2 separate regions of the Mus musculus genome follow, and region 1 is linked to region 2. The links are chromatin contacts, found by POLR2A ChIA-PET in ENCODE. All regions are on one chromosome and are shown on one strand. The core of a region is the stretch at or near the end of the contact, and the rest is flanking DNA. Distances in the headings are between cores, read along the strand shown.

What was found. ChIA-PET counts read pairs that join two places held with the same protein, here RNA polymerase II (POLR2A).
Region 1: POLR2A ChIA-PET joins it to region 2 with 14 read pairs in Patski. The contact joins the promoter of Tcf25 here to the promoter of Chmp1a in region 2. POLR2A ChIA-PET finds 5 or more read pairs at or near these places in 3 of 5 experiments (Patski and embryonic stem cell).

The regions. Positions count from the first base shown.
Region 1 is chr8:123,371,600-123,375,419 of GRCm38, forward strand. Tcf25 (transcription factor 25 (basic helix-loop-helix)) reads left to right here and starts at 2,112. Exons shown (of 18, transcript NM_001037878.4): 1 at 2,112-2,465. The coding sequence starts at 2,274.
Region 2 is chr8:123,211,514-123,215,328 of GRCm38, forward strand. It overlaps Chmp1a (charged multivesicular body protein 1A), which reads right to left and starts at 1,275. Exons shown (of 7, transcript NM_145606.3): 1 at 1,153-1,275. The coding sequence starts at 1,159. It overlaps Spata33 (spermatogenesis associated 33), which reads left to right and starts at 1,345. Exons shown (of 3, transcript NM_177279.4): 1 at 1,345-1,484; 2 at 1,575-1,724. The coding sequence starts at 1,448.

The sequences.
Region 1 (3,820 bases), core at 862-3,361, 160 kb after region 2:
TCCCACTTTATTCAAAGGTAAGGCTACTGACCTGTGTAAGCTGGCCACAGCTCTGTGTGTGTGTGTGTGTGTGTGTGTGTGTTTTCAAGACAGGGTTTCTCTGTATAGCCCTGGCTGTAGACCAGGCTGGCCTCGAACTCAGAAATCCATCTGCCTCTGCCTCCCAAGTGCTGGGATTAAAGGCGTGCGCCACCACTGCCCAGCCTGGCCACAGCTCTTGATCACGGATGGCACAGAAGCCAGCCTGGTCCTGAACAGTCAGGGCGGCAGCATTGAGCCTGATGCGGAAGAAGCTGCAACTTTAACAGTGCGCAGGGAAGAGGGTTGGGGGGATGGGCACCTTGGGACAGCAGCTGTGAACCATCAACTTTGAAGTACCTAAAGATACTTCATAGTGTGGGCAGAGGGCTCAGCATCCAACCCAGGGACGAACCAAGACTCCTGGGGGAGGCAGGGTGGAGTGGAGCACACGGACAGTGGGACAGGGGGCTCACACAAGAGCAGGAACTAAGGGATTGCTGCCCTGCCTGCCTTCTCTGTCCTTGCCAACCGCCTACATTGTTTGGACTTTGGGAGTCACATGAATGCAAAACCGGGTTCTCTCTGGGAAACTTAGCTCATTAAGGCGTCTTCACCTGTAAAAGGAGATCTATCTCCCAAAATGAAGCTGGAATTTAAGATAAGTGACTGATTGCTTCTCAGCCTTTTGGCTAAGATCAAGTAAGAGCAGTGACTGGCCTAGCCCTCTCCTGCTCTCAAGCTGGGGAAAGGTCCAACCCAACCCCAGCTCATTTTACTTTGGAGGTACTCAATCCTGACTCGTCTAGGAAAGTTTTCCAAAAGTATAAAAATTGGGGCGTAGACATGAAGTAGCTCTGTAATTCCAGCCCTTCAGAACAGGATTTCCATAGCTTCACGGGTAGCCAGCGTTACAGGGCAAGATCTTGGTTTGGGTGGTGTACTGGCTAGTTTTGTGTCAACTTGACACAGGCTGGAGTTATCACAGTGAAAGGAGTCAATTGAGGAAATGCCTCCATGAGATCCAGCTGTAAGGCATTTTCTCAATTAGTGACTAAGGGGTGAGGGCCCATTGTGGGTGGTGCCATACCTGGGCTTGGGTTCTATAAGAAAACAAGCTGAGCAAGCCTCCATGGCCTCTGCATCAGCTCCTGCTTCCTGGCCTGCTTAGTCCCAGTCCTGACTTCCTTTCGTGATGAACAGCAGTGTGTATGTAGTGTAAGCTGAATAAACCCTTTCCACCCCAACTTGCTTCTTGGTCATGATATTTTGTCCAGGAATAGAAACCCTAAGACAGGTGGTGTTTTTGTTTTGTTTTAAAAAAAGGTCGGTTGTTGTTGCACACACTTTTGGTCACAACACCTGGGAGGCAGAGGCCAGCATGGTCTGCAAAGCGAGTCCCAGGACAGTCAAGGGTACACAGAGAAACTCTGTCTCAAAAAACAAAAACAAAAAGAACATGGAAAAAGAAAAGATCTGTGCCGAGGATCCCTATGTCCTTATTGTGAAAATCTTCCTGAATTAGAATACACATAGGTAGGGCTGCCGTGACTTCACACCACGGATCCACACCTAGGCAGCTCTCCCCTCACCCAATACCCCTGTAACATGACCACCCCTGTTGCGTTCGCGACAATAAAAAGCAAGCCCTAACACCTAACTCGGCTCGGTGCACGTTGTGGAGAGGAGTTACCCAGTCTGAAAGAAGTTAGGTTGGTTCTATTAAGGTGAAAACTGTCCCTTTGCAGTCTAGTAACAACGTGGAGGTGGGGGACATCGGACAAGTCGCATGGGTAGGCTAGCAGAGAGGGGTTGGGGACTGGGTCCCTCGCTCCTGTCATAGCAGAGGTCTTTGCACACGGGCCTTGCGGCGTGCGCACCTGCTCTCACGGCCTCCTCGCCTGCCCCACCCCTGCCCGCTCGCCCCCAGGCTCGCCCCCGGGAATCGCGTTCGTGCGGAGCAGCGCTCTGAGCCTGCGCGTTGCTGCCCGCCGCACAGCCGGCTTTCTGAAAGCCAGCCATCTCCAAAGCCGAAGCACCGCACCACGGCCGCCGCTAGGGCCCGACTCTCGCGAGAGCTCCCTGGGCCACCCTTGCACCTTCCCCGACTCCACGGGGAATTGGGAGGAAGTTCCGGAGAGCCGCGGCGCGCAAACGCGACACGCCAATCTTGCGCCAGCGCGCCGCAAGTGCGCAGGCGCCGCCACACTGCTGCTCTTCCTCGTCCCTCTGCCCACATCAGGCTGTCGGGTCCTATGTCGCGCCGGGCCCTCCGGAGACTGAGGGGGGAACAGCGCGGCCAGGAACCCCTAGGGCCCGACGCCTTGAAGTTTGTCCTCCTTGATGACGATGACGCAGAGGAAGAGGGACCAAAACCGGGGCTGGGTGGCCGGCGCCCCGGGGGTGCAGGGAAGGAAGGAGTCCGTGTCAACAACCGGTTTGAGCTGGTGAGGAGCTGGGCAACCTGAGGGGGGGGAAATGGTGGGGGCATGACGTCATGCGAAGGGGCACAAAGTTGGGTCTGGACTGCAGTCGAGTGGGCGGAGAGAAGGGACTGCGCCGCATCGGGGAAGGCGGGTCTTCAGCCGCAGGGTGGGTGGGGTGAGGAAGCCGTGTTCCCCGTCCGAGATCGAGTGGAAGGTGGAAGAAAATGCCGAGCGAAGGGGCTGCTAAAGGCTAACGGGGGTGCCGACAAGGGGCTGAGTGACAGGACTTTGCTGCAGCATAGGGCGTGTCTCGCGGCTGTGTCCAGAGACGTGACGTGACGCAGGGCAGGACGGGGCAGTGACGTCAGAGTGGGCGGGGCGTGACATCCGAGACAGCTAAGGGGGAGGGGCACTGTGGATGGCGAGTGGGAGGTGGGGTTCAGTTGGGTCTAGGCTTCACTGAAGGAGTAGGGTTGTTCTGTCCGGGGCAATGGGATGGTAGGGTAGGCTTGGTTTCATTTCTGCGACTTGAGGGAGGTCTCTCTTCTGCAAACATTTCGGCTTATTCATCACAGTACTTCTGTGTGTCCCAGCTACTTGTACCTATCGTATCGTATTCCTCGCAGCAGAAAATTGGGTAGCAGTCCTGAGCCCCGTGTTTTTCCTTACGACAGACTGACCTGGGTCTGCAGTTTCATATGTGTATAAATTATGATTCTGACTTCATGTGTGGGCAGATAATATGTCTTTTCCTCGTATCTCCAACTTCCACATATGGTAAGGTGTCAGTGGCCATTTTCGAGTGAGTAAAAAGATGTAATGTGTCTGAGACTCTCAGTCTTGCAGTGAATTGTCTCAGCTAGCTGGGACACACGGAAGTACTGGGTCTTCCTCAAGTCGCAGATATGAAACCATGTCTATCCTACTGTTGCAGCACCCAAGACAGCACTACCCCCAGTTGTCCCCAGCTTTTTATCAGTTAGCAGGTTTAAAAGTTCCTAGCAAAGATATTGATTGGTGTGAGAAATGTCACAGACATTTTGGAAGTTTGGTTCAGAGATTGTTTATTTCTCCCATAAGGAAAGGAAGGGATCTGTCCTGTAGTCTGTGGCGATGGTGAAATATGTCTTCCCTTGGTACAGAGAACTCGCCTGCCTCCTCTGACTTTGAGCCTGAGAGCAACCCCCATTCCTACTGTTTCTTCTCCCTTCACTAGTACTTTTCTTAGATTTACTTTTGCTTATCATCATTTCTTTTTCAAGACAGGGTTTCTCTATGTAGTCTTGGCTGTCCTTGAACTCACTCTGTAGACTACTTAGAGATGCTGTGTCTCAGACTCGGAAATTCGCGCACTTCTGCCTCCTGAGTGCTGGGAT
Region 2 (3,815 bases), core at 25-2,524:
ATCTTCTTCCCAAGGGACAGTCTAGGATTCTTTTTTGCTTGTTTGTTTTTGTTTTGTTTTTCGAGACAGGGTTTCTCTGTATAGCCCTGGCTATCCTGGAACTCACTTTGTAGACCAGGCTGGATTAAAGGCGTACGCTACCACGCCTGGCTCAGTCTAGGATTCTTACGTCTTCTACAACAATGACACAGTACTTTAGCTTTCTACATTTCAGAAAGCAGTTTAAAAACAAAACAAAACCTCCATTACAGCCCTAGGCGGTGGCACAGACCTTTAATCCCAGCAGTGGGGAGGCAGAAGTAGGCAGATCTCTGAGTTCAAGGGCAGCTTGGTGTATACAGTAAGTTCTAGGCCAGCCAAGGCTACATAGAGAAGCAGTCTCATACAAACAAAAACTCTATGATACTAGCCCATAAAACCTATTATGAGTTCCTTGGGAGTCTAGAGGTTGGAGCCACGGCAGGTCGAAGTGACTCGTGACTCATACTGCTACGGGTGGTTCCCTTCCAACCTGTTAACCTAAGGTTAACCGGGCCCTCCTACTAGGAGGGAACCCAAAATCCTACTGTTTGGCACTTGAACTCCTTTGTATCTTAATTACTATTTCTCTGGGTACTTTTCTGGTGCCTTCTGACCACACTCCGTTGTCCCCAAACAGAAACAAAACAAACAGGGAGAGTGGCTAGTGGAAGTGGCCTGGATCGGGGGTCGGGTGTAGGATCATTTGGACAAGATTCAGGGTTTGGATCCCGGGCGTGGGGTGCAGGCCTGGGGAGATCTGGTAAAGAAACAAGACCCAGGGGTAAGAGCTGGCTGGGGGTCTGGAATCAAGAATCGGGAGCTGGCTTCTGCTGGGTTGTGCGATCGAGGCCCAGGAGAGGGTTTCAGCTAGGATGTCAGGGTTCAGGCACCGGGTCGGGTCCTGGTGGCTACACGGGCTGCAGGCCCCAGGGCAGGTCCTAGTCGGAGGTCTCGAGCCCAGTGAGCTGGGGGCGGGTCCCGGTCCGAATACAGGGTATAGACTATGGGTCCCAGGCCCGGGGGGATAGAGTCTGGGGCTGAAGCCCGGGGCGGGTCCGGCTGGGTTATGGGGCTGAGGCGAGACGTCCGCAGACTCCCGCTCCGACCCCGAAGTGGATGACAGCCCCTTACCGTCCATGGCCGGTCGGGCTAGCACAGCCCTCGGGGCGGCGCAGGGGACGCGATGTTACGGACCCGCTGTCTCCGCGAGGGCTTCCGGGGTCGCCACCGCTTCCGGTCGCGCGGCCGGCTGTCGCGAGAAGATAGCTCCGGGGCGGGGCTTGGGCGGGGCCTGGGCGGGGCTCAGGCACGGCTCGCGCGGCACGCGGTTGCCATGGTAATGAGCTCCCGGAGCCTAGTGTGGGTTTTGTGAGTCGGTCGGGTTAACCGGCCCCGAGGCCGCCCGGCTGGAGCGGCGGGGTCACCTATGGGCCAGTCGAAAAGCAAACCCAGAGAGAAGAAAGGTAAAGGGCGCCGCCTGGCGGCGAGGCCCGCCCTCCGTGCGGGCGTCCGCGGGCTGTAGGTCTAACGGCTTGTCCGTCCGTGTGTTTCAGAGGAGGAGAAGAGCACTACCACTTTAGTTACAAAGTCTAAGGAGAAAGTAATGGAGAAGGAGGCCAAGCAGTCTGACAAGGAGTCGCAGCCTGCCGAAAGCCTGTTGTTCGCGACATCCAAGCACTCAAGGCCGTCGTCTTCGTCTGAAGGTAGGGAGATCCAGAGGAGACCGGCCGCGGCAAGGCAGCAGGGATGGGACCTCTTTCTAAGGATGATGACCCGGGAGGTAAATATTACAGGGTTCTCGGTGCAGGGAAGGTGAGCGAGAGCACTGCCCTTGGCTCTAGGCTAGGCTATAACAGGGATTTCAAGGGCATCTTGTATATCTGGAGACCCTGTTTCAGAAGGAAAAAAGAAATTGAGACGAAACTTGAGCGATCCATAAAGTGTTCCCCAAAGAGGGTTAGTAGGGTGCTCTCTGGTCCCACAGTGATCCCTTCAACATGTTACAGCTTGGAGCAGAATTCTCCTCGGGTGATTGGCCAGGCTGCTGTGTGACTGACTCCTGAGCGGAGAGGGCTTGGTGTCCCTCAGCCTGGCCACAAAGATGGGAGGGCGTCTCAAGGTAGAAAGGACCGTGAGTGGGACAAAAGTGTTTCTTTTCACACCCAGCATTTGGCAGACACCAGAAACTGCTGCGAATTCCACTTTTCCCCGAGGCAGACGTTTGGCCTGTTTCTACCTTTTATAGTAGCTTGGTATGGCCACACAGAAGGAAACGTACAGAGCCTTCCGACACTGTGACACCCCCCCCCCCCCCATTGTCAGAAATAGAACTGTTGCAGGTTTAAAACAAGGAAGGCATTAGGAATTGGATGCTTTGTCTTTCTGGTTCCAGAATGGAGGCCTGTATGAAAAACAGAGCCCTAGGAGGACCTACCCCAGGCTCACTGCCGGAATCTGGTGGAAGCCAGAGGCGCAGTAGCCGAGGACAGTTGAGAAGGATTGGAGGTAGAAAGCACAGACCCTCCTCTCATTTGAGAAAGAGGTTGAGGCACCCATGGGTCTTGGGGAGGCAGTTTGAAATCCAGGTGCTGGGACTGGATTTCTGAGGTCTGACCTTGAAGCTTAGGGGCCCCTCATCTGAGGCTAGAAGGCTACACAGAGGCTGCAGACCTAGGGAGGCTTGTGATGTGATATCTGTCGATCAGGGCGCTTTTAGCTGATGACAGAAAAGCCAACTAAACAAGATTTTGTCACCCTGTGGTTTGATGTCTCACCAAAGATGGGTCAGAGATGGCGACCACCACCACCATGCCTGGCATCGGCATCGAGGACTCTGTGCTCCATTGTGTCGCTTTCAACCTCAGGAATGTCTTCCTTCACAGTGCCAAGGGATCTGGAAGGCTGCAGCCTCACAGGCACACAGACCATGCTGACCCTTAAGAGATGTGGGGCCTTGCTTGCTATTGGCAAGGAAGCCTTTCTGAGATAGGCTTCATCTGCCCAGCCTCTCTAAGATGGCTCCAGCTCTACAAGTTTGTAAGGCATCAGGGTAGACAAGGCCTTTGCCAGCGAGGAACTCCCCATTTGAAGGCCACCGGTGACACCTGTCATACAGCGTCAACATCTGGAGGAAATGCAGGTGGACATGAAGAGAAAACCAAGTGAGTCTGGTGTCAAGAAAAGATGATGGAGCAGGCTCAGCAGTCACAGGAACAAAGCCACTGACACATGCGACCCTGGAGGGAGCCTCAGAGCATGAGGTCTGAGGAAGCCAGGTGTAAATGTCCGTGTATGTTATGACCTCCTTTCTAGGAAGGCCTTGAACTCACAGTCCCTTTACTGCAACTCCCCAGGTGCTGGGCCCACGTTCATTTGGAAAGGATTCTAAAACCGCACAGGCTAGGCATGGAGTTATAGTGCCAGCTACTCAGGAGACTGAGGCAGGAGGATCATGTGAGCCCAACTTGGGCAACATTGTGAGACCCTGTGTTTTCAAAGCCCTAGGGAGAGTGTCTACCATACAAGAAGCACAAAGGTGTGGGTTCCTTCACCAGCGCCCCATAAAGCAGACATGGTAGCACATGCCTGGAATCTTAACACCTGAGGCAGGAGGAGCGTGAGTTCAGAGGAAGCTGTCATTACATGGCATGTTCAAGTCCAGCCCGGGCTATGTGATGCCCTGGAGAGTTGACTCAGCAGTTAAGAACACTTGCTACTCTTACAGAGAACCTGGCTAACGTTCTCAGGATCTATTTGGTGGCTCACAGGCATTTGTAATTCCAGTTCCAGGGGAA